Linked DNA regions of Mus musculus: region 1 is linked to region 2. A link is a loop called in an ENCODE intact Hi-C map of the cell type or tissue named here. Cell type or tissue: heart. All regions are shown on one strand. Each heading gives the region's core, and the rest is flanking DNA. Links, peaks and the distances in the headings are about the cores only.

Evidence for each region. A loop is a pair of places that touch in the nucleus more often than their neighbours do. Peaks named below come from ENCODE experiments on the same cell type or tissue, not always from the same donor. Only the 100,000 strongest peaks of a DNase experiment are listed, where the experiment ranks them.
Region 1: it touches region 2 in a loop (2.3-fold over the local background); 2 of 42 quality-filtered maps call a loop at or near these places.

The regions. Positions count from the first base shown.
Region 1 is chr19:45,010,901-45,021,634 of GRCm38, forward strand. Lzts2 (leucine zipper, putative tumor suppressor 2) reads left to right here and starts at 7,235. Exons shown (of 5, transcript NM_001130526.1): 1 at 7,235-7,330; 2 at 10,487-10,734. The coding sequence starts at 10,529. It overlaps Twnk (twinkle mtDNA helicase), which reads left to right. Exons shown (of 5, transcript NM_153796.4): 5 at 684-1,864. The coding sequence ends at 1,004. In heart, for the core only: a CTCF peak has its summit at 6,513 (motif pointing right); DNase peaks (open chromatin) are centred at 5,211, 5,651, 6,731 and 7,181; H3K4me3 peaks cover 2,500 bases; H3K27ac peaks cover 2,500 bases.
Region 2 is chr19:45,071,583-45,082,316 of GRCm38, forward strand. It overlaps Kazald1 (Kazal-type serine peptidase inhibitor domain 1), which reads left to right and starts at 4,505. Exons shown (of 5, transcript NM_178929.5): 1 at 4,505-4,654; 2 at 5,082-5,631; 3 at 6,714-6,874; 4 at 6,979-7,126; 5 at 7,285-7,707. The coding sequence starts at 5,100. The coding sequence ends at 7,385. It overlaps Gm35782 (a long non-coding RNA gene), which reads right to left and starts at 3,527. Exons shown (of 4, transcript XR_877888.1): 1 at 3,440-3,527. In heart, for the core only: a CTCF peak has its summit at 5,297; DNase peaks (open chromatin) are centred at 4,439, 5,209, 5,619 and 6,349; H3K4me3 peaks cover 2,367 bases; H3K27ac peaks cover 1,195 bases; H3K27me3 peaks cover 1,944 bases.

The DNA of each region.
Region 1 (10,734 bases), core at 5,195-7,694, 60 kb before region 2:
TCTGAGCCACAGGGCCAGCCCTGTCCTGAGGTCTCCAGCGGTCTGCTCAATTCTTTTTCCATGCAAGGTCTCAGCTAGGCAAGCAGAGTGGAGGCTGAGTTGCAAAAACTGTATTACTCTGAAACAAACATGGAACTAGAGTAATGCAGAAGGCACCGTAGGGGGTCAAAGGAGGCCCTACGGAAGTGACACATGAATAGTGAGAGTAAGGTGGGCAGGTAAGACGGACCACCATGAGGAGAGGCATGGAAAGCAGGAGCCACAGCACAGAGTCTGAGACGGGCGAGTTAGTTACAGCTGGGAGACTCAGCAGCTCCAGCATCTGATATGATTAGATGTTTAAAGAGCTTGGTGACAAGGGGGTACTGTTTCCTTTTTTAAAAATAAAATGTATTTAATGTGTATGGGTGTTTTACCTGCATGTATGTCTGTGCACCACCATGCATATTGGTATCCACAAAGGCCAGAAGAAAGCATTGAATTCCCTGGGACTGGAGTTACAGACATTTGTAAGCTACCATGGAGGTGCTGGGAATTGAACGTAGGTCCTCTGAAAGAGCAGCCAGTACTCTTAACTGCTGGGCCATCTCTTGAGCCCCTCATTTTTCCCACTCTTTCCACTCCTTCCTGCACCCTCAGCCTTTCACTCATGTCTTTTTTTTCTCCTGCCCCCTCTCCTTTAGGCAAGCCAAGAAGCAGACAATGTTCTGATCTTACAGGATAGGAAACTGGTGACTGGGCCTGGGAAACGGTATCTGCAGGTGTCCAAGAATCGCTTTGATGGAGACGTAGGTGTCTTCCCACTGGAGTTCAACAAGAATTCCCTTACCTTCTCCATCCCACCCAAGAGCAAAGCCCGACTCAAGAAGATCAAGGACGACAATGGACTAGTGGCCAAAAAATCCTCTTCTGGCAAAAAAGGGGCTGCGCACCAGAACCCTGAGATTTGCTTAGGCCAGGACCCCAGCCCCGCCCAGCCAGATACCTCCAAGTCCTCAGGGTGAAAGCAGTGCACTGCTGCTCGCTGAAATGAGCCTGGTGGAGCAGGCCTTCTGCTGGGGCTCTTCCATATAGTCCTGAGCTACAGAACCCTTCCCAGCCCAGGGCTGGACTCCATGGTGAAAATTTTTAATTGAGCAGCTACTGGGGAATCTCCTGTATGCTGGTTTGTGTTTGTTTTTTCCCCATAGGTTTTCTGTATAGCACTGGAAAGACAAAGGCTGTTTCCAAAGAACCAGCGTTTTGGTGAAAGGAACGAAGCAAAGGGAAGGATGCTAGACTCAGCTCGTTTTGGGTTTTTGTTTTTTGTTTTTCCAGATAGGGTTTCTTCTCTGTATAGCCCTGGCTGTCTTGGAACTCACTTTGTAGACCAGGCTGGCCTCGAACTCAGAAATCCGCCTGCCTCGTCAGCTTGTTTTGATTAGTCAGTCTGAAAAGGTGTCTGAACAGAGTGCATGGGAGAACTAGACATGGGCCTGTGAACCTCTGCAGAAAGGGATCCAGATGGAAACACGCCAGACCCTCAGGTGGGAATGAGCAAGGCAGATGAAGAGGCCAGGCCCCTGAAGCTGCCGTGAAACAGGAGGTTTGCTGAAGCTCCAGAGCCGAAGGCTGATGCGGTAGGCACCGAGCCTCTCTGCTCTGCTTTGTAGAGCCAGGCAGAAGAATTGATCTGAGGTGCTGATCCTGTACTCTTAGGGCTTCAAAGATGGAAGCTGCTTCCCACTGGACCATGGAAAGAAGCTGTAAGCCTGCAGTGCCTGCCCCGTGGGTGCCGATTTCACTGCTGCCTCTGACAGCTGGAGCTAGGACTCTTTTGTAGAGCCTTTTCCAGTTTGAATGAAACATTTCTATTGCCTTTGTTTCTGTGCGTTTTTTCTTACTTGTCCACCAGGTGTCTCCCCACACTAATTGGATTTCTTCTCTGACTTGGGAGTAAATGGGTCCTTTTCCCCACTTCAACCTCTGAGCCGGAAGCTCCCAAATAGCAGGGAGCAGTACAGGGCCTTCACATCTCACCCCCTAGAGATACACCGTCCTTGGAATAGGGGAAACAGGGTGCTGTGTTGAGGACCCCATAAAATTCCTGACAGGTGTGGGTCACATACCCAGGCCTTGCCTGACCAGCTGTCGCTCTTCACCTGTGAGGTGAACCATTCACATATCTCAGTGTAGACTCAAGAGTCAGCCCTAGCTGGGCGTGGTGGTGAATGCTTTTAATTCCAACACCTGGGAGGTAGAGGGCAGAAGATCAGGAGTTCCAAGTATCCTAAGTCTAGGCCAGACTGGGCTACTCAAAACTTTACCTCAAAAATAGCTCATTATCTCTTTCCCCTTACCCTCATTCATTCCCTCTGGAGTCCTCTCATCTCTCCTTAACATGTGCTCGAGCTGGGAATTTGTTAAAAACTCTGAGCTTAGGGCAGTCTCTCTCCCCTGCCTTTACATCCTCTGAGATTTGGAGTTTGACATGGGGTCTGGATACCTCAGTTTACCAGGCGCTACAGAAGGTTTTAGAAGAAATGATTCACAGACTGCCAGGCATATTGCTAAATGACCTTTTCATTTCGATTGGTGTGATGCCCTGAAGTAGCGATTTCAAGATTGGGGGTATTAGCAAGCCTCTGCTCTAGGTAGAGGGGTGGTTTTTTTACTCCCTAGAGGAAGAGCAACCTTTTCAAATCAACCCAAGAGGAAGCTTTTAGAACCGGATGGTAGAGTCCAGGGTTTCTGAGAACTCTAGCCACAAAGACCTGAAACAATTGCTTGCAAAGCTGTTGGTGGTGGGGAAGAACCTAGGGGTGGGGGTAGCTCCTCCAGGGCCTGCCTTCTTGGGGGTCTCTCCCAGACTGGCTGGAGCCAGGCCTCTCTAATCCTGCAGTAATCATTACCAGCAGTTGGCTGCTCTAGGCCTCAACCAGGGTCTGAAATATTTAAGTCAGCCATGCCTTCCAGATGTACAGAGAGAGAGATCACTCCTACCTATCAGAGTATGGATTCTGTATTCTACTCTCCCTAAAATGCCTGGCGTGTCCTCAGACAATCCTGTAGTTTCTCCTTTGGAGTTTGTGAGGGCTGTAAATCAGCAGAGAGAGAGAGAGACAGCTCCACCCTCCTGGCTGGCGCACACCCCCACACTTCACAAACCAGAATGAGGAAGAGGAGGAGGAGGAAGGCTAGCTAACACACCCCCTACACAAACACATTCCTCTTCGTACCTGCCCTAAACTCCCCACAGCAAGCTCTAGCACAAAATATGCTCAGTAGCCATTGGAGCCCGGAAGCCAGGTAAGGTCATTCCTATATCTTTAATATAAAGTTCCGAGGAGGCACTTTCTATCCACATACTCAAAGTGGCTTGAAGCAAATCACCTGGGATGAGTCGTGTCACCCTGTGTCCCACTTACTCCATGTCCCAGAGACCTCCTGGAAAGGTCTGGCCTAGCAGGGTCAGATTAGATCTGCAGCCCTGCTTTCAGACTTACATTGGGTCTCACGTGACCGTGAGGGGGCGGCTTTAGGTCTTCAACAGCTGTAATGTGGGCGAGTCTGAGACCAAACTCACCTTGGTCTCCTGAACCAACTACTCAGGCAGTGGGCCTGGCTCAGAGAGCTGTAAACTTAAGCCTTTCCACAATATACCTGGTAAGTCAGGGAGGAAAGGAGCCTTTGGTACGTCCCTGAAATACAGGCCAACTTCCTGTTTGCTCCTGTGGGTGGGACTTTATGGATCTAAGGGAAGCCTAGCTGTGCCCTATGGGGGGCCAGGACTAGCAGCTTTCTCACCTGGGTTGCTAACTACTCTAGGGAAAGAGGCGGTACTAGGTCTGCCAGGACAGCCCCCAGCCAGCCCCAGCCCTAATGAGTGTGTGTGTGTGTGTGTGTGTGTGTGTGTGTGTGTGTGTGTGTGTGTGTGTTTTATGAAACTCGATACTTCTTTGTCTGCTTCCTAGGGATTTTCCCTCTTCTGGTTGTGAGCAGAGTGGACCGGACTGAGTTCCCCACAGAGCAGGAGAGAGGCAATCTCTACCGTGCCTTAGTTAAGGCTGCCAGGTAGCTAAAACGTCAGTTACGCCTGCCCTCCCCTTAGGTCAAAAGTCAGTATGCTGTGCAGTCAAAAGGCCAGAGAGACAGCCTTAGGCCACCACCAGGCTACTTTTGGACTGGGTACTGGGTCAGGCTACTTTTGGGTTGGGTACTAGGTTAGCTATTTGGAGGTGCGGGGCAGACCACTCCCCTCTGGGGGGGGGCGCGGCTTCAGCCGCCCCGCCCCACTCTTCCAGGGCTGGCCTGGCGGGAGCGGGGAGCCGGGAGCGCTGAGCCCGGAGCCGGCTGGAGAAGTAGAGTTCTATCACGGCGAAGAAATAGGCACGCTGGAGCGGGAGCCGGGCCAAAAAGGGAGCAGCGGCGCAGGTGACGCTGGGTGAGTGGTGGGGCGGACGGGGTGCAGGAGCTCCGGCTTCCCGCAGGTCCTCACTTTGGAGAGAACTTTACGCGTCTTGGGATGAGGAAAGGGTCCGCACTCTGTGGACCGCAGGCGAAACAACAGCAAAGGAGTAAGAAAACTTACACACACGCGCCGACACACACACACACACACACACACACACACACACACACACACACCCATGCATTCACTTAGGACGCGAACACACGTGTGCTCAGGAAAGGACAAACACAGCGAGGTACCCTAGCTGTCCCAATGGCAGTACCACTAGCTCGCGCGACTCCCCACCCCACCCTGCGACCTGGACGCTGAGTTTTTCTGCCCAAGGCTGAGTGAGAGAAAGGGGACGCCCTGAGACTATCGGCGGGGGCGGGCGGGGTTTGTCGCACCAGGCGGTTCCTGCTTCCCAGCCGGCTGCCTGCAGGTGAAGACCAAGACGTAAACAGGCGTTGAGCACGTGATTGCTTCGCAGCCGGGTGGGTAGTGCTCCCCAACTCCTGTCTAGGCAGGGACACCCCTCTCATCTACCTCTCCGCTGGTCCTAGCATGTTTGTTTCGCCCTGTATGGAGCTTTATTCCACACTTCACCTGGAATGATGATAAATCCTCTCACCCAGAATGGGAGCTCAACGCCCCTGGGGGCCTGGGTGACCCGGAGACCTGGAGAGGGTTGGGGCTAACTTGGGCTCCTTGCCTTGGAGCTCACTAGCACGTTCTTGGAACCCGTATCCTTGAAAGGTATCCGAAAGGACCTTGATGGCCCCAGACAGCTGCCCCGGTCTCATACAGCTCTGTCTTTACGTCCTCTTCCTACCGCCACCTCCACCCCTTGCAGGACTGGGCACAAATAGCCCACTCAAGCGAGAAGAGTCTCCCCTCACCCCTCCTCAAAGGGAACGCACCAAGAGTAAATATATCCTTAAACCTAAGGGGAGTGTGTCTCCTCTAGGTGGAAGAAAGATCAGAGTCCCCTCTCTGAAAGTGAAAGAGGGGGCTGCAGCCTCTTCCCCCTCCGGCCCCCATCCTTCATTCCCCCCACCCCTCACCCGGCCACATGCTGAGCCCAGCTGCTGCCTGAGCTTCTGGGCTGGAGGCCAGAAAGGGGAGGAGGTTCTCGGTGCCCCAGGAGGCAGGGATCAGGGCAAGGCCAGAGGAGGGGGTTTCTGTTAGGGAGAGGGGTTCGGTATGTTCTTGTGAAGCTGAGGGGCTGGAGTGAGCCTGAGGGTGGCTAGGCTGTGTTTTCCTTTCCAGGGAAAAAGAAAGAAAAACAACCCTTTCCATGGAGCTAAAAATAGAGCTGAGAGCCGGCCAGGCTGTGGCCTGGAAGGGGGGGGGGTGCTTCTTCCTGGGGCTGAGCCCAGCTCTGGCAGACCTTGGGGGGGGGGGCGGGGGGGATCGGGGAAGGGAGGATGGCCTTGCCAGAACATGTGAGGTCGGCTGACCTGAGCAGGTCACAGAGACCCCTCAGGGAAAGTGGGTAGTTTGTGAATATGATGTAAGAAGTTTCCAGAGTGGCTGAATCCGGCTGTCATTGCGTGGAAGAGGGTTGGGAGGCTGAGTGTATTTAAAGAATGTGACTGGATGCAAAGGACTGTTGTGCACTCTCCCGTGCACGAAACACCAAGCCTTCTGTGAGTTGGCCTGAAGGATTATGGAATGAAGATCTATGGAGCCACGTGATGGATGAGACTGACTGTGGCTGCCCGAGACTGAATGTGGGAAAGGTCGTGTGGGTGTTAAGACTGTTGTTTTCGAGAGGGTAAAAATATTTGTGACCCCAAGAGAGACTTTGGGATGTCTGCTGCGGAGCCAGTGTAGGTTTGAGCTGTTCGTTCTTGAGATTATTGGGGGTCAGGTATCCCTCCCACCCCCTTTGAGCAGCGACCCTTCTCATAGCAAATGACCCCCGAGGTTCGGCTAGGGAGGCTGGAGCCATGCCAGGGACAAGCCTGGGCTCGCGGCCCGAGGGTGCTGTGCTGGAAAGGGAGTGGGATTGGTGGGGGTCTTGGGGGGGGGGGGCTGGTAAGTTGCTGGAAAGGGCCACCAGGTGGCGCCGATTTGGAAAATCCAAGCGTGTGACCTCCAGCCTGCTGGGGGTGGGACAGACAGCGACCGAGCCAGTCCCTCAACTTGTGCCCAGGAGCCGGCAACTGGAGAGGGATGGCTGACCCCCTCGGCCTCCCCATGGACCGGGAAGCTGGAGACTGAGGAGGGAAGCTTCTCCTAGAGGAGCGGAGGGGGAGGGGCGGGGCTGGCGCCGCGCCTTGGCTCTTTGTGCTGGAACAATGACCAGCTGCCGCTGGCCCTTGGGCTCCGGCAGGGATAGGCGATGGTGACCCGGCTCGATGAGTCTCGAGCCGGCCGAGCCTCCTAACACACACACACACACACACACACACACACACACACACACACACACACAGAGTCGCTAGGCCACTCTGGGAGGAATCCCGAGCGCTACCGAGCACACACACACACCACACTTAACACACACACACACACACACACACACACACACACACACACACACACACACACACACACACACACAACACACACACACACACACAGTTGCTAGGCCACTCTGGGAGGAATCCCGAGCGCCGCCGAGCAGCCCCCGCGTGCGCCCTGGCTGGCACGCGTGACGTGGGTTACTTGCGCGTGTCCGCTCCCCGGGGCGGGAACGCCCCTCGGACCCCTCCCCCCATCAGTGCGCACCGCCCACTCGGGCCGGGCGGGGGCCGGTCAGGGCCGGGGGCGCCGGCTGGGCGGAGGCGGGGCCGAGCCGGGCAGCTCCGAGTGGCCGCGCGCGGGCTGGAGCGGGCGGCGCGCCTGTGGAGTGCTGGGGCGGCCCGGGGCTGAGCATGGAGCAGCGCGGCGGAGGTGAGGGGTCCAGGGCTGAGGGTGCCCCAACTTCTAAGCGATGCGGTCCGGTGGGGAGGTGGCATTCCATAGACGCCCCCAGTTTATGGAAGGAGCGGACTATTGTGGGTGGCGGGGGGGGGGGTGGGGGGACACGACGACTCTGGGCTTTCAGTCTCGGAATGGCAACTCGTGATCCCAGACTGGATCCTGCTTGACTGGTCTCTGGAGTTTGAGTGTGTGTGTTTGGGGGGACTTTCCCCAACTCTCCAACCCCAGCCCTGAGGTCAGAGAGTTGGGACGTGGGCCAGACTCATCTCAGGCCCTGGCGCGGCCCCAGACTCTAGAACCCCCAGCTTACTTGCTGGGGTGGGGGCGCAGGGGTCTGTGTACCATAGTGATAGGTCAGGGAGTGCTGGGGAGAACCAGGGCTTTCTTTTTCCCACAGCTACAAACGCATTTCTCAAAATGGAGCCGCTTGCCCCTCCTTCTCTCTTGGGCCTCAAAAGCGGGAGCCAGGCTGGCTAGGCCTGGCTTTCCTGACGCCTGGCCCTCAGAGCTCAGCTCTGTGGCTCCTCTGGCTTTAGGGGTCCTTGCCTGTGTAGCTTCAGCGACCCTAACTCATGGGTCTGCCTCTGGCTCCTCGTGTCTGAGCCTCTTGGCCTTTGTCTCTTCTGTCTTCTGGCTCCTGTCTCTCTGAGTGTCTACCCCGGCCCTTGCCCTTCCTTCTGGGTCTCACTTTCTGTGTCCTCTGGAGTAGGGACAGGAGTGCCAGCCCCTTCTCACTCCTCACTATACTGTGGAGCAGTCTCCATCCCTAGGCTGGACCTTTTGGGGGCGATCTCAGTACCTACCCTACAGAGAAGTTGCTACACTTCAGTTCCTACCCTAGCTCTTAGCAACTCCTTCCTCACGCTGGACTCCTGTGAGTCTCTGGTCTTAACACTTAGAGGCACTTAGTGGAGAACAATATACAAAGATAAGATGGGGCAAGGGCGTCAGGCACTGTGATCTCACCTTTCCTCAAACTCTTAAGTTAAAAAAAAGTTTTAGGGAGGAGGAGTCCCCATTCACATTGGTGGCTTTGAATGTCACCCAGGTCCTCATGCACTCCCAGAACGCTCACTTATACAGATTGGTCCTGGGGAGCTTTCACACACTTTTCTTGTGTACAGTAGGAATCCATGTAACTGTCCCAGGAGAACTGCAGGCGTCCTGTAGAGATTTGTGTGTCTCAGTCTATGAGAGACTTGACTCAATGGACCCAAAGAAAGGAGGATTTTCCCTAGAATTTCATGCTAGGAGAAGAAGCAGAATGGCTTACTGAGGATAGGTGACTGGAAGATTTAGTGGTATTTACACAAACCTCACATATGTGTGCACAAACTGGTATATCTATCCAAACATTTCTCTTTTTGCCATATAGTGACATCCAGAGCCCACAGATTCATTTGTTTTATACACATTAATAACTGTGTGGTGTGCTTTCTAAGTTACGAAACTCATAACTTTGTAAAACATAAGAATTCACACATACAGCCTGGTGGTGGTAACACACACGCCTTTAATTCCAGCCCTCAGAAGGCAGTAAGAGGTGGATCTCTGAATTCAAGGCCAGCCTGCTCTACAGAGCAAGTTCCAGGGCAGCCAGGGCTACACAGAGAAACCCTGTCTTGGAAAAACAAACAAACAAAAAACAAACAAAACAGCAAAAAAGAATTCACAGTGGGCAGTGGTGGCGCACACCTTTAATCCCAGCACTTTAGAAGCAGAGGCAGAAGCAGGCCGATTTCTGATTTCAGGGCCAGCCTGGTCTACAGAGTGAGTTCCAGGATAGCCAGGGCTATACAGAGAGAACCTGTCTCGAAAAACCAAAACCAAAACCAAAAACAAAAAAAACCACACATACAGCTCGGCATATTTGCACAAGGTTAGAATCCCAGCTCTCTGAGGCAGGAGGATCTGAGTTTGAGGCCCACCTATGGTACATAGCACAACCCTGTTTGGTTTTGTCATGTCCCCTACATCACACACACACATATACACACATGTATGAACGTACTGACATCTGTCTAAACCCACATGGACTGCACAGTTTCATGCATATTCTCACAGATACTGTTCATTTTTTTATGACCCTGTCTATGTACTCACACCCACAAGTAAATGTACACACACACACACATACACACACACACACATACACACACACACACATTCTTCTTTCTCATGGATCCTCAGTCCACTTTTTGGCCCCTTTGCTCTGTGATGACTTCAGCAGATGCCTAAGTCTTGGTCATCGGCAGCCTTGGGACTGGGCGGGAGTTCCGTTCTGGGTGCAGGCTTGCTGTTCTTTCCAGGAAGGAGTAAGACTAGGGGAGGCGGAGCCAGCCATCTTACTTGAGCTCCTACTAGACGTGGTAATGGGCTCCTGCTCAAATTCCATAGGGGTTATTCTGAAGATCAACTAAAGCAGGAAGGTTTATAAAGGTTGGCAGTGGGACAGGGCCTGGGTAGGCTCCCTTAGTCCCGAGTGATGGCAGAAGCTAAGAGTGACATGGAAACAAGCACAGCCTGCATCAACCTCTGGGAGGTAGGAGAGACCCCAGAGGGCACCTGTGGATTCCTAAGACCTGTAAGGTTTCCTGTTTGGCCAGCTCCACCCTCGAAGCCGCCTGAGTGTCTGGGAGAAACTGAGGCCCAGTGGTGGGAGGCTGGACAGCGCCTGGCTTTGACTCTTTGTTCCCTAATTACCATCTGAGTTGCTGATTGCATCCCTGACGTGTCCTCTGCCCAAACAGCCCAGTAATGAGGCCACCTGTCCCAGGAGAGTAGGGACCTGTACTGGGAGCTAGAGTTAGGGATCTCTGCCCAATCTGAGTCTTTGGCTATATAGGGGATACAGGTTGGGGCTTAAACTAGGTCTTCTCTGCCAAGGAACCCTGTATAAATGTTTAGATCTCCCATTCCTTCCTCTCTGTGTGGTCAAGTTATTCCTTAGCCTTGTTCCAGACTAGAGTTGAGGCCCAGAGGAACTCGAGGTTCATGCCAGTTCTTGGAAGGGAAGCCTTTTTCCTAAATGGGGAATGTTCTATCTGGAGGAGGGGGTCAGGAGAAGGCTTATAGGGGGAGGATCCTCAAGGTGCAGGGACTCTGACACCAATGCCCTGCTCACAGGTTGCCCCGGAGGCCCCTGGCCAGACCTGAGCCTCTGCCACCATGGCCATTGTGCACACTCTGCCAGTGCCTCTGGAGCCCGCACGTGAGACAGCCACTGCCCCCAAAACTCCAGCAATGGGCAGCGTGAGCAGTCTTATCTCAGGCCGGCCCTGCCCCGGGGGACCTGCTCCTCAACGACATCATGGTGTCCCTGGGCCCACCTTCTTCCGCCAGCAGGATGGGCTGCTACCGGGTGGCTACGAGGC
Region 2 (10,734 bases), core at 4,125-6,624:
GGAGCAGCTCTTTATATTTGGCCAGCATGACAGCGTCCACCCATCTGGGGATTTTTGTCTTCTGGGACTCTTTGAGGAAGGCTACCTGACGGTTTATGGTCTTTTACCATAACTCCAGGGCTGAGTAGTCTGTGTGCTGACAGCCAAGGGAAAGGGGCCAGACTTCATTATATCCACAGAGAAAAGGCTAGAGGTAGGATGTGAGCCTGGAGATGGTTACAAATAGATTTTACAAACATGTGTGGAGAATAGGATTTCTTACTGCCCTGTGTGGTCTTGGTAGGGCTTTCAGGAAGATGGCCCCTTCCTTCCCTCTCGGGGACTTAGAGAATCTAATTTTCAGTGCTAGGGATAAATAAAGGGTACATTAAGGAATGAGTTGTCACTTCTGTGAGTTTGAGGCAGGCTTGTACTACATGACAGGTTCCAGGACTACATAGTGGGATCAAGAGAACAAGGGAGCTAGAACAGCAGATGGTCCATCGGGTTAAAGCACTTGCTGGGCAAACCTGACATGCTGAGTTCAGTCCCCACATCTGATGGCAGGAGAAAGGACACCACCACCTGCCCCGCCCCGCCCCCACCTGAGTTGTTCGTTGGCTTCCGCTACTCAACTAGCATCTGCACTTACAGACACCAATTACACATAATAATTGTAACTTTAAGGAAATGTAGAATACTTTAGATACTCCTTCTAACTTTATTCTTATGAAAATTGGTCATCAGGTGGTCAAAAGCAGAAGAGATATTAAAGGTTGGGTGTGGGTGACAGAAAGAAACTGTCCTGAGAAGGAGGAAGGAGGATAAAGAAACTGTTGGCCTGGTGTCTGTCTAAGATGTCTTGAAATCTGTTCAGCTTGCCTGAGTGCCTAGGTATTCCAGAAGCAAGTTCCTGGCTAGTCTAGTTCCATTTTATAATGTTACTTGTAGATAAATTACAATATTTATCTTCCTATCTGACCCTGCTTTCTGTATTTATTTCAACATCCTAATTTACCTAAAGAATAGTCACTATTCATTTATTTGGGGGGGGGCGGTATGGGAGACTGGCCTCTACTCTTTCATTATGAAAATAATTTTACAAAATAAAGGATAGTGAGAGTTACACGCAGCCTCATTGCAAATTCTCTGCTCACTGATATTTATGATACATCTTTATACAGTTGTGGTGTCTACATACTTATCTTAATCTTATTTTCTACTTTAATGAGAACATCTATTTGTCATAGTAGACCAATATAAAGCATTTCATCTTAATTATCGATCTTGAGCCCTTCTGACTTAATTGATTCTAATATTCATAGGAAGCAGGGTTCATCTGTATCCATTTTGTCACTGTGAACCATGTGTTTCACTTCCTTCTCAAATGACACCCCACCATCCTCCATAACTGTGCCCCACCAAAGTTTATGACGTAAAGGCTATAGAGTGAGTCCTCCCAAGTCATCCTAAGGGTTTTTCCTGTTGTCTGATTTTTGGAGACAGGGTATTGTGTAACCCAGCTGACCTTCAACTCCCTGGTTAGGCAAAGATGGCCTTGAACTTCTGATTCTCCTGCCTCTACCTCCTGAGTTCTGGGATTCTAGGTATGTGTCACCATTACTGGCTTTCACCATAAATAAAAGGGGGGGGAGGGGCTGTGGAGATGGCTCAGTGGTTAAGAGCACCAGTTCACCTTCCAGAGGACCTGGGTTCAATTCCCAGCACCCACACAGCAGCTCCCAACTGTCTATAACTCCAGTTGCAAGGGATCTGATGTGCTCACCCAGGTACACTAAACACCAAGGCACATAAACAAGATTAGGGGTTTGGAGAGATGATAGGAAGGCAGGACACTTGCACCAAGCATGATGCCCTGATTCAATTCCTAGGGCTCATGGGGTGGAACAGAACTCCCATTCATGTGCACAGAGTGTGTACAATGCACTCAAACACGCGCAAACAAAAGTAATGTAGAAAAATACTCGGGGGCGGCAAGATGGTTCAGCAGGTAAGGGTGCTTGCTATGCAAATCTGATGATGACTTCAAGATGGAAGGAGATGGACTGAGTCCTGAAAATCATCCCGAGCTCCAAACACAAATATGTCTACACTCATATACATACACACCATAGGCACAAACCAGTAATAGATATTTTAGAAGAAGATGAACTATCAGGTGTTCATCTGAAGCACACCTCGTTCATTGATATGCCTGGCAGTAACCGCATCATGTGGACTAGAAGTAATTTCCTTTGCTTCAACAATAGGAAGCTAGGGCTGGAGAGATGGCTTAGCAGTTAAGAGCACTGACTGCTCTGCCAGAGGTTCTGAGTTCAAATCCCAGCAACCACAGGGTGGCTCACAACCATCTGTAATGGGATCTGATGCTTTCTTCTAGTGTGTGAGAACAGCTGCAGTGTACTCATATAAGTAAAAAAATTAAAAAAAAGGAAGCTTGTCAAACCGAGTCAACGTTTTAAACGTTTAAGTAACTCTTTTTCTGGTGCCCACGGTTGCTGCTTAACGTGTTTTAGAACTTCACCTGATAAAGTGCCGGACAAGAAGCACCTGGAGACAGGAGTAGCTAGGCTTTCAAACTGCCCTATGCGAACAAACTCCTTTCTAAAATATTATTATTGGGTCAGAGATACTGCTCGGTGACAACAGTTCTGGCTTAACTCTAAAAGTCCCGGGTTTAATCATCAGCAACGCAAGACTACTGTAAGAACGTTTTCAAAGTATAGACAGTATGCATTGTCACGAGTCGCAGCTGCTGCAAACCCACCAGAGGGCGCTCGTTCTCCGTCGAGTTAATCCCTAGCCTCTCATTAGTGACTGCATCTTTCAGAACCAGGGAGTCTTTCACTTTTAAAGCACAAATGCTTCCCAAGAACTTCCTTAGCAGTCGGTCTCGGGCGGGGGGTGGGGGTGGGGGTGGGGAGTACAGAGACAGAAGACACAGTGATTCCTACTAGAGGCGCGAAGACTAACAGTAAACGCCGGCAACGATTAAGATGGAAAGCGTGTCTAGGACCCTGACGCTGGGGATTTTGATAGTGGCTCCTAGGGCTGAAAGCTCACAGTTCCTCATTTAGACCTGGACAGCTCCCACTCTACATCGGGCAACGATCACCGCCCCCAGTTACAGCTAGGGACCTCCCCTAGAGTGTCTCCATTCCTCCACCAGGCAAGCCCTCCTCGCGCCTTTTCCAAAACATCCTGCAATTCTCGCTTCACTTCTGCTCCCAGGCCAACAGTTAACGCGTCCTCCAACCAAGGGATTGCCTAGCACCACCATCGGAATCTGCCTGCCCTCGTTCTTTCCTGGCTTAAAAGCCGCGGGCTTTTCCTTTTCTAGCTTGCCGTTGGGATTCTCGCGACAATCCCGAAACCTCGCGTGAAATTCGCTTCCCGTCTCCTCGGAGTTTGGGATTGCCTGTGTACAGCTCTCTTCTACCTTGTCGGAACCCCTCTGATCAGAGGCAGCGTCTCTGCTGACTGAACGCTCCTTTGAGGAGGGCTCGGCCAAAGTCAGAACTGCGCGGTGACTGCAGTGCTTCTTCCTCGCAGGGTAGAGCGGAGCCGCCGCAGGCCGCGGACGCACGCGCAGTCAGAACCTCTGACGCCTTCTGGGCGGGGCCTATATAAGCCCCACCCTTCCCTTGCCTAAAAGCCCGGTTTCCTTCTGCTCCTCCTCCTCCTAGGAGCTTGGATTGCGGTTTTTGGAAGCTGTTTGGGGGCCGGCGGGGGCGGGGCCTGCCATTCTCGGGGTGGTGGGCGGGCCTCCGGGGATGCTTTGCTTCCTGCCCCTAACCCAAAAGTGCCACCGTGGCGTTGGCGGAGGTCTCCAGACTGAACACTTTTGGCCCCGACATGCTCGAATTTTGCAACCTGTAATCCGGAGCCCAGAGACGCCCTATGGGGAGTCACCCGCCGGCCTTGCTGCGGCCGCTAGTCAGTTCCGACCTCTAATCACCAGGCTCCTCCGCGGGTTCAAGCACCTGCCCTATATTGGGAGGGAGGTAGCCAGATGTGGATGGCAGCTGGAAAAGCTTATAGTCTAGTCTGCGCCCCAGTGGAGAGACTGGGTGAACACAGCTGCAAACCGTGCCCAGAGGAAGCTGGCCCCGAGCCTGGCCTCCAGAAACGCCCATAGTGTTGAAGTCAATTTTACATTGAGTAAAATTTCTTAGCCTTTCCTTCTTTCTATATTGTAGCTGTTTGCCGCTCTCCAGACCTAAATCAGATGAGACAGGACCTGAGGCTCAGCCAACAGTTTGAGCTCCTCGGCCATTCCACCCCTATTCTCTTCTCATAGCCTTTGCTTTCCCAGTGGCGGCGTCTGGTTACGCGGCTCTGTACACTCATTGTGACTTTGGGCTAGGGTCGAAGTGAAAGGCCCAGGAGGGTCCTTGTGAGACTGGATAAAATTATCGGCCTCGGGGCCAGGGAAGAAGGCGGGTATTCGACATCTGGGGGCGGGGAGAAGAGGCGGAGGAGTTTCTCTTTGAATCTTAAGTCTGTGGGCTGCCAGCGATCCCCTGACAGAAGCAGGGGTGGCCTGCGGGTCTGGCTGGCCGTGCATGCGACTCTTCGTTCCCTACCGTTTTTTTTTTTTTTTTTTTTTTAGGTTGGAAATCCCAGCTGTTAAGGGCCTAGTCCAAGGCACTAGGTGAGTCGCTGGTATGTCCCCAGCACCATCACCCCAACCTGAAGTTTTTACATCAAGTGTAGTTTTATCTATCTCTGGGGCAAAGATGCATCAGAGTTGGGTGGTTTCTGGAGGTGATGCTGGTGTGTGTGTGCGCGCGCGCGTGCATATATGTATGCATGTGTGTGTGTGTATACGCGTATGTCTGTGTATGGGTGTGTGCATCCCTGCATGGGTGTTAGTGATCATTCCCCGATACACTCTCTCTTTATTCCCTAGTCCCCAAGACCAGCTTAATCAATTACCAACTGGCATAAACCCCTGGGAATCACCAGGCTTCTTTGTTAGGGCTTCTAGTTGGCTACAGGGTAGCAGAGGATAGAATCAAGCTTTTATACAGCCTTGACTTTATCTCTGACCTCCAGACCTGGCTTCCCTCTCCTGGCAGGGTGCCACCTACGCGCCGATGCCCCGAGTGTTCACAGGGCTTCCAGCTAACTATGCTGCACCTACCTTGGCGCTGTCCTTGCTACTACCATTATTGCTGGTGGTGTGGACCCAGCTACCCGTTAGCGCGAGGCCGTCCACAGGCCCCGATTACCTGCGGCGAGGCTGGCTGCGGCTGCTAGCCGAGGGCGAGGGTTGTGCTCCCTGCCGGCCAGAAGAGTGCGCTGCGCCGCGGGGATGCCTAGCAGGCCGGGTGCGGGATGCGTGCGGCTGCTGCTGGGAATGCGCAAACCTGGAGGGCCAGCTCTGCGATCTGGACCCCAGCGCTAACTTCTACGGGCGCTGCGGCGAGCAGCTCGAGTGCAGGCTGGACGCGGGCGGTGACCTGAGTCGAGGAGAGGTGCCGGAGCCGCTGTGTGTCTGCCGCTCGCAGCGCCCGCTCTGTGGTTCGGACGGCCGAACCTACGCGCAGATCTGTCGCCTGCAGGAGGCCGCCCGCGCTCGGCTGGACGCTAACCTCACTGTGGTGCATCCGGGGCCCTGCGAATCGGGTACGCAAGTCCAGGGCTTTTAGTACCAGGAACCCTGGCTCCCCAAAGGCACTACTCCCGGATCCCCGACAGCGTTGCTCTGTGGTCAGCAGAATGAATAGTTGAGGGAGACCATGAGCCTCAAAGGCTGCCAACTAAAAAGCAGGTTGAGATTTGTTGCCAGGTTTGAGGTGCCTAAGAGCTCTATCCAGGCAGGTCCTTGCAGGGACTGGCCTCCGAAGGAACAGGCACATAGCCAATAGCTGGGTCTGAACTGAAAGGACCCCCCTTCACCCAAAACTTTGCGTAGACTGCTGGAGCCCTGTGAGATGCATCCTGTTAACCCTGGCTCCCGCCTATCAGTTTTCTCACGCATTTAGGAATTAGAGAAGGGAAGATAGCTTCTTGCCTCTCTTGTCCCTCATCCTTTGGGTTGGGGTTGGGGATGTTCAAGCTTGTGGTTTTCGTTTGGCCACCCACACTTCCTCAGCTTTTACCTACTCTATAGTCTGGCTAGGCTGGAGTTGCAGTGGAAATAAATGCACTAGCAGGGGCGGGGGGGGGGGTCCCAACAGTTTTCTGCCGTGCAACAAGGAGGTTTCAGGTTCCCCTGCTGCGGTGTTTTTCCCACCTCCTCCCTCTCGGAGCCCAGATCCTGTCGTATTCTCACGACATTTGGAATGTGGCTGCTCTTCAAGCCTTTGGGAACTGGGCCTAGTTAGAAAAGGGGGAAGGAGGGAGGGAGGTGTTGGTTACACGACCCGCAGGAAAGGGGCCCTTGGGTAGAATGAGGGCAGCGGAGCAGTCCAGGACAGAGCATGTTTATCTAGCTAAGCTGTGGGTCTGTAGGCAACGTCTGTGTAATGGACACTGCTCTCTGTGCCTGTGCACCTCCGAACTTGGCTGTTGTGCCCTTGTGTGCATCCCCCCTACTTTTGTACGTCTCCTGGCTTGTGGCATATTTTGTTTGCAGATGCATGTTGCCCTTGGCATGCTTTGTGTCCCGCTCCCAACATATCCACATCAATTTGTAAATTGTGTCCTCCCCGAGCTGGATACAGCCTCCTGTTCTCAAGCCTCATATTTCCATCCCCCTGCCCCAGAGCCCCAGATCCTGTCGCAGCCTCACAATATTTGGAATGTGACCGGACAGGATGTGATCTTTGGCTGTGAGGTGTTTGCCTACCCCATGGCCTCGATTGAGTGGAGGAAAGATGGCTTGGACATCCAGCTGCCGGGGGATGACCCTCATATCTCTGTGCAGGTAGGGGACAGGGAGCAGGGGCATACTCCTTGAAAAAACAAAAACAAAAACAAAAAAACAGGACTTCTGCAGATGACCTTGCTGACAGCAAGGTCTGTCTCCAGTTTAGGGGTGGACCTCAGAAGTTTGAGGTGACTGGCTGGCTACAGATTCAAGCTTTGCGCCCTAGTGATGAGGGCACCTACCGTTGCCTTGCCCGGAATGCTCTGGGCCAAGCGGAAGCTTCTGCAACCCTCACAGTGCTCACACCAGGTAAGGGAGCCCTGAGCGCTGGGCACCAGGATGGGCTGCATTAGGACTCTTGGATGCCTGTAAGGAACAGGCTGCATGTGATTCGGACACACACGCGTGCCTTCCCATACACCAAGTCTCTCCCCTGACCCTTTTTCCTTCACCACGTATGTTTGCAGAGCAGCTGAACGCCACGGGATTCTCCCAGCTGCAATCACGGAGTTTGTTTCCTGAGGAGGAGGAGGAGGCAGAAAGTGAAGAGTTGGGCGATTACTACTAGGTCCAGATCTCTGCTTTGCAGGTGTGGGCATGTGGACAGAGCCCTGCATCCTTGCTGTCTAGAAAGCCCGGAGAAGACTGGAAAAGGCGAGCAGGGTCCTTACATGGATTGTTTAATGCTCAGTGTAGCCTCAGCTCATCTTTCCTCAAAACTCATCTTTCAGAAGCGTCCGCGGTAGAGATGAGCGCAGCGGAACTGATTTAGTTCAGTACAGGGAGAGGGGTGGGGTAGCTCCGTGTCTTATACACTCTAGGGGACAAAACCCACCTAGCATACGACTAGACACAGTGGGCACCAATAAAAAAATATATAAACAAACCGAGCCACACTGCTGCGGACAATTCTTACAGATGCGCACATAACAGACTCTGGCTTCTGCACATAACAGATTGCAGGCCCTATACTGCCCTCTCCTGTCCTCTATTGAGGGAGCCTAGAGCAATCTGACTGGAGAGAGGAGGAAGTCGTCCCAGACCCCCTCACTCCCCCCCCCCGCACCCCCCTCCCCGCTGGTATAGGGATAGATTCCCAGGCAGAGTGGGGAACCAGGTCTATGTGGGTGGGACCTCAATATAAATTAGTGGTGGGGGCACCTGTGTTAGCCACACCCTTCCTCTTCTCCCTCCTTTCCTTTCCATTTTCCAGAAAAATGTAAAAGTCGTTTCTAACTGTCCCAGTTGTTAGCAGTCTTTTCTGACTTGAGTGAGGTCTTTTCACAAAAGTACTCTTTGGCCTAGATCTCTCCACATACTCTTTGTACCTAGCCCGGGGACACTGAGGAGTTTATGAAATTGTTTAAGGGTAGGGTGGAGTTAGTCACCAGGCCAAGACGCTGTGTGTGGAAAGCGACAACCTCCTACGCGCCGGGGCTGCGCCCGGAGCTGGCGCCACCGCGGGGAGGGACCGCTCTTGGCTCAGCGTCTGTGTTTGCGGTGTGAGACCCATCGCGGGCTGCTGCCCCCCCTGGAAGGGGCGTGGCCTGGAACCCCATGCTCGAGGCCTGGCCACCCCTCCTGCCTGTATGAACTGCATCTCCAACTGCCTCTGCCTGGCTGCTGCCACTTTTCCAGTGTGATTCTGACTGTGATTCCCGGTAGCCGTGCTGCGGCCAAGTACTGGCAGCGAATTGTAGGGCGCTGGCAGAACGGCAGAAGGAGAACAGTGGGAGGGTCTGGACCGAGTGGGGGTGGGGATCGTCCTACTACACGCTTTCAAGAAGGTCCTCTCCACCCAGTGAGAGAGGACCTAGGTCCGGGTCCCTGTGTCCATCATAGCTTGTTCTCCGTGGCGTCAAGATGTCCTGGGGCCTGCCTGTCCCCTTGTACCTACCTGCAGAGCACAGGCTGGCTCTCGCCCAAACCCGAATCTGTCGCATCTGCGGGGAGTAACCTCAGTTCCCCGCTCTGCAGCCTTGAGGGTTTGGGCCCCGCAGCCTGGAGTGGAAGGATGCTCTGCCGCCCACCGCCTGCACCCTCCCCGCACCCCGCCTCTGCTGCAGCGGACGGGGTTTAATAATGTCGCCGGAAAGTGACACGCGATTTATTATTAAAGTAATGCGGGCGCGGGGACGGGAAAGGTTTAATAAACGCGCTGAGAGGCCTAGGATTATTCACCGCAAATAAATGAGAGCGCGGGCGGTGTTTTAATAAATAATTTCCCGCCGCTCCCGAGGGAGGAGAGGGGGAGGAGGACGGGGAAACTGAGCGGCTGCGGGCACTCTCGGCTCCGCATCCCCACGGGTTTTAAAGCCCTTTGCACTAAACGGCTCGTAGCCGAGGTGCGCGGTTCCTTTGCTGGAGAGCAGAGCCATAGAGGCCCAGGCCTGGCGGTGGGACGTTCCCTGTGCACCGCCATCCCGGGGGCCCACCTCTGGGGCTTTAAGTCGTTTGTGTAAGATGTAACAAAAGGGTTCCCTTTTGCCCCACCCGGAGGTTGTCAGTCAGGGAGAGAAGACCAACTGGATTAATACGAACCAACCCTCTCCCAAACTTGTAGTCCTGGCCTCTGACCTTCGACCTGCGGAAAGGATGCTCTCTTGCTGACCTGGCTGCGTTTCTCCTCCATTCAGAGCAGGGTGTGTGGAGAAAACCAAAGGGGACTGCGTGTACAAGTGTGCATGACACTATGTGCTAAAGGCACCGACTCCATCACCCTTTTTGGAGTGGTAGTAACACGGGCGCTGCTGCTTCTGACCACTTCTGCTTAAGGTTCTAGGATTCTTTCATCCGCGCTGGTCAGAATCGAGGGTGTGGGGCTTAGCCAAGTCACGTCCGCCCCATAGGGGTCGATCTGAGGACTGAACAGAACCGAAGACCCCAGGGGGAGTCTGCCCATCCAGTAGAAGGAGAATTGAAGATTGAGAGGAAGGATTTGATTTTAAAGAGGTCAAAATTGCAGACTTTGGGGACCAAGGATGCACTCGCCATACTGAGGGGCTGAGTCTATGCCCCCAACCACTAAGAATAGTGGGGAAAAGGCGACCTCTCTGGCAATTCTTAGGAACTGGGGAAAGGCTGCCATCTGGTGGATACTTCTGGTAGTGGCAGGCGGGCCTGGGCTAAGGGGCCTTGAGAGTTTTTGTTTGATTGGAAAAACCCTTGTAAAAAGATCCCCTCAAGGGGGACTGGAGAGATGGCTCAGCGATTAAGAGCACTAGTTACTCCTCCAGAGGACCAGGGTTAAATTCCCAGCGTTCACATGGCAGTTTACAACTGTCTGTAACTCCATAGACATACATGCAGGCAAAACACCAACGCACATAAAATAAAAATAAAAATAAATTAATTCTATATAAGAGACGTTTAAAAAGAGATTATTTTATTAGGGGTGTGGTGGAGCATACCTTTAATCCCAGCGCAGGCCTAGGACAGGCCTGGTTCCCACGGAGGTCAGAAATGGGGCATCAGATTCTCTGAAGCTGGAGTTTACAGATGCTTGTGAGCTGCTGCTGACTGTGGGTGCTGAATCAAACCCAGTTCCTCTAGAAGAGCAGCCAGTGCTAACTGCTGAGCCATCTCTCCAGCACCCCGCCCCCACTTTTCTTAAAGCAAAGGGTCACAGGAAGGAGACAGGCTTGCCCACAGTGTAAGGGGTCTCTTAGAGACTGGCAGGGGTCTCGTCTGAATGGCATTGAACTCTGGGAGTCAGTTGCAGACCAGGAGGGGAGCACTTGGGATGTTGTGTTTGAATTAAGAAGGGCCTGAGGGAAGAAATGTAGCCAGGTTCGGGGATAGAGTTAAATTAGGGGACACGACAGATGGGATTAAGTTAGGGGACCAGACAGATGCTCTGGTGCAGGGATACATGAGGATTGGTCAGAGCCCGGAAACCGGCTCAGACAAGTCGCTTT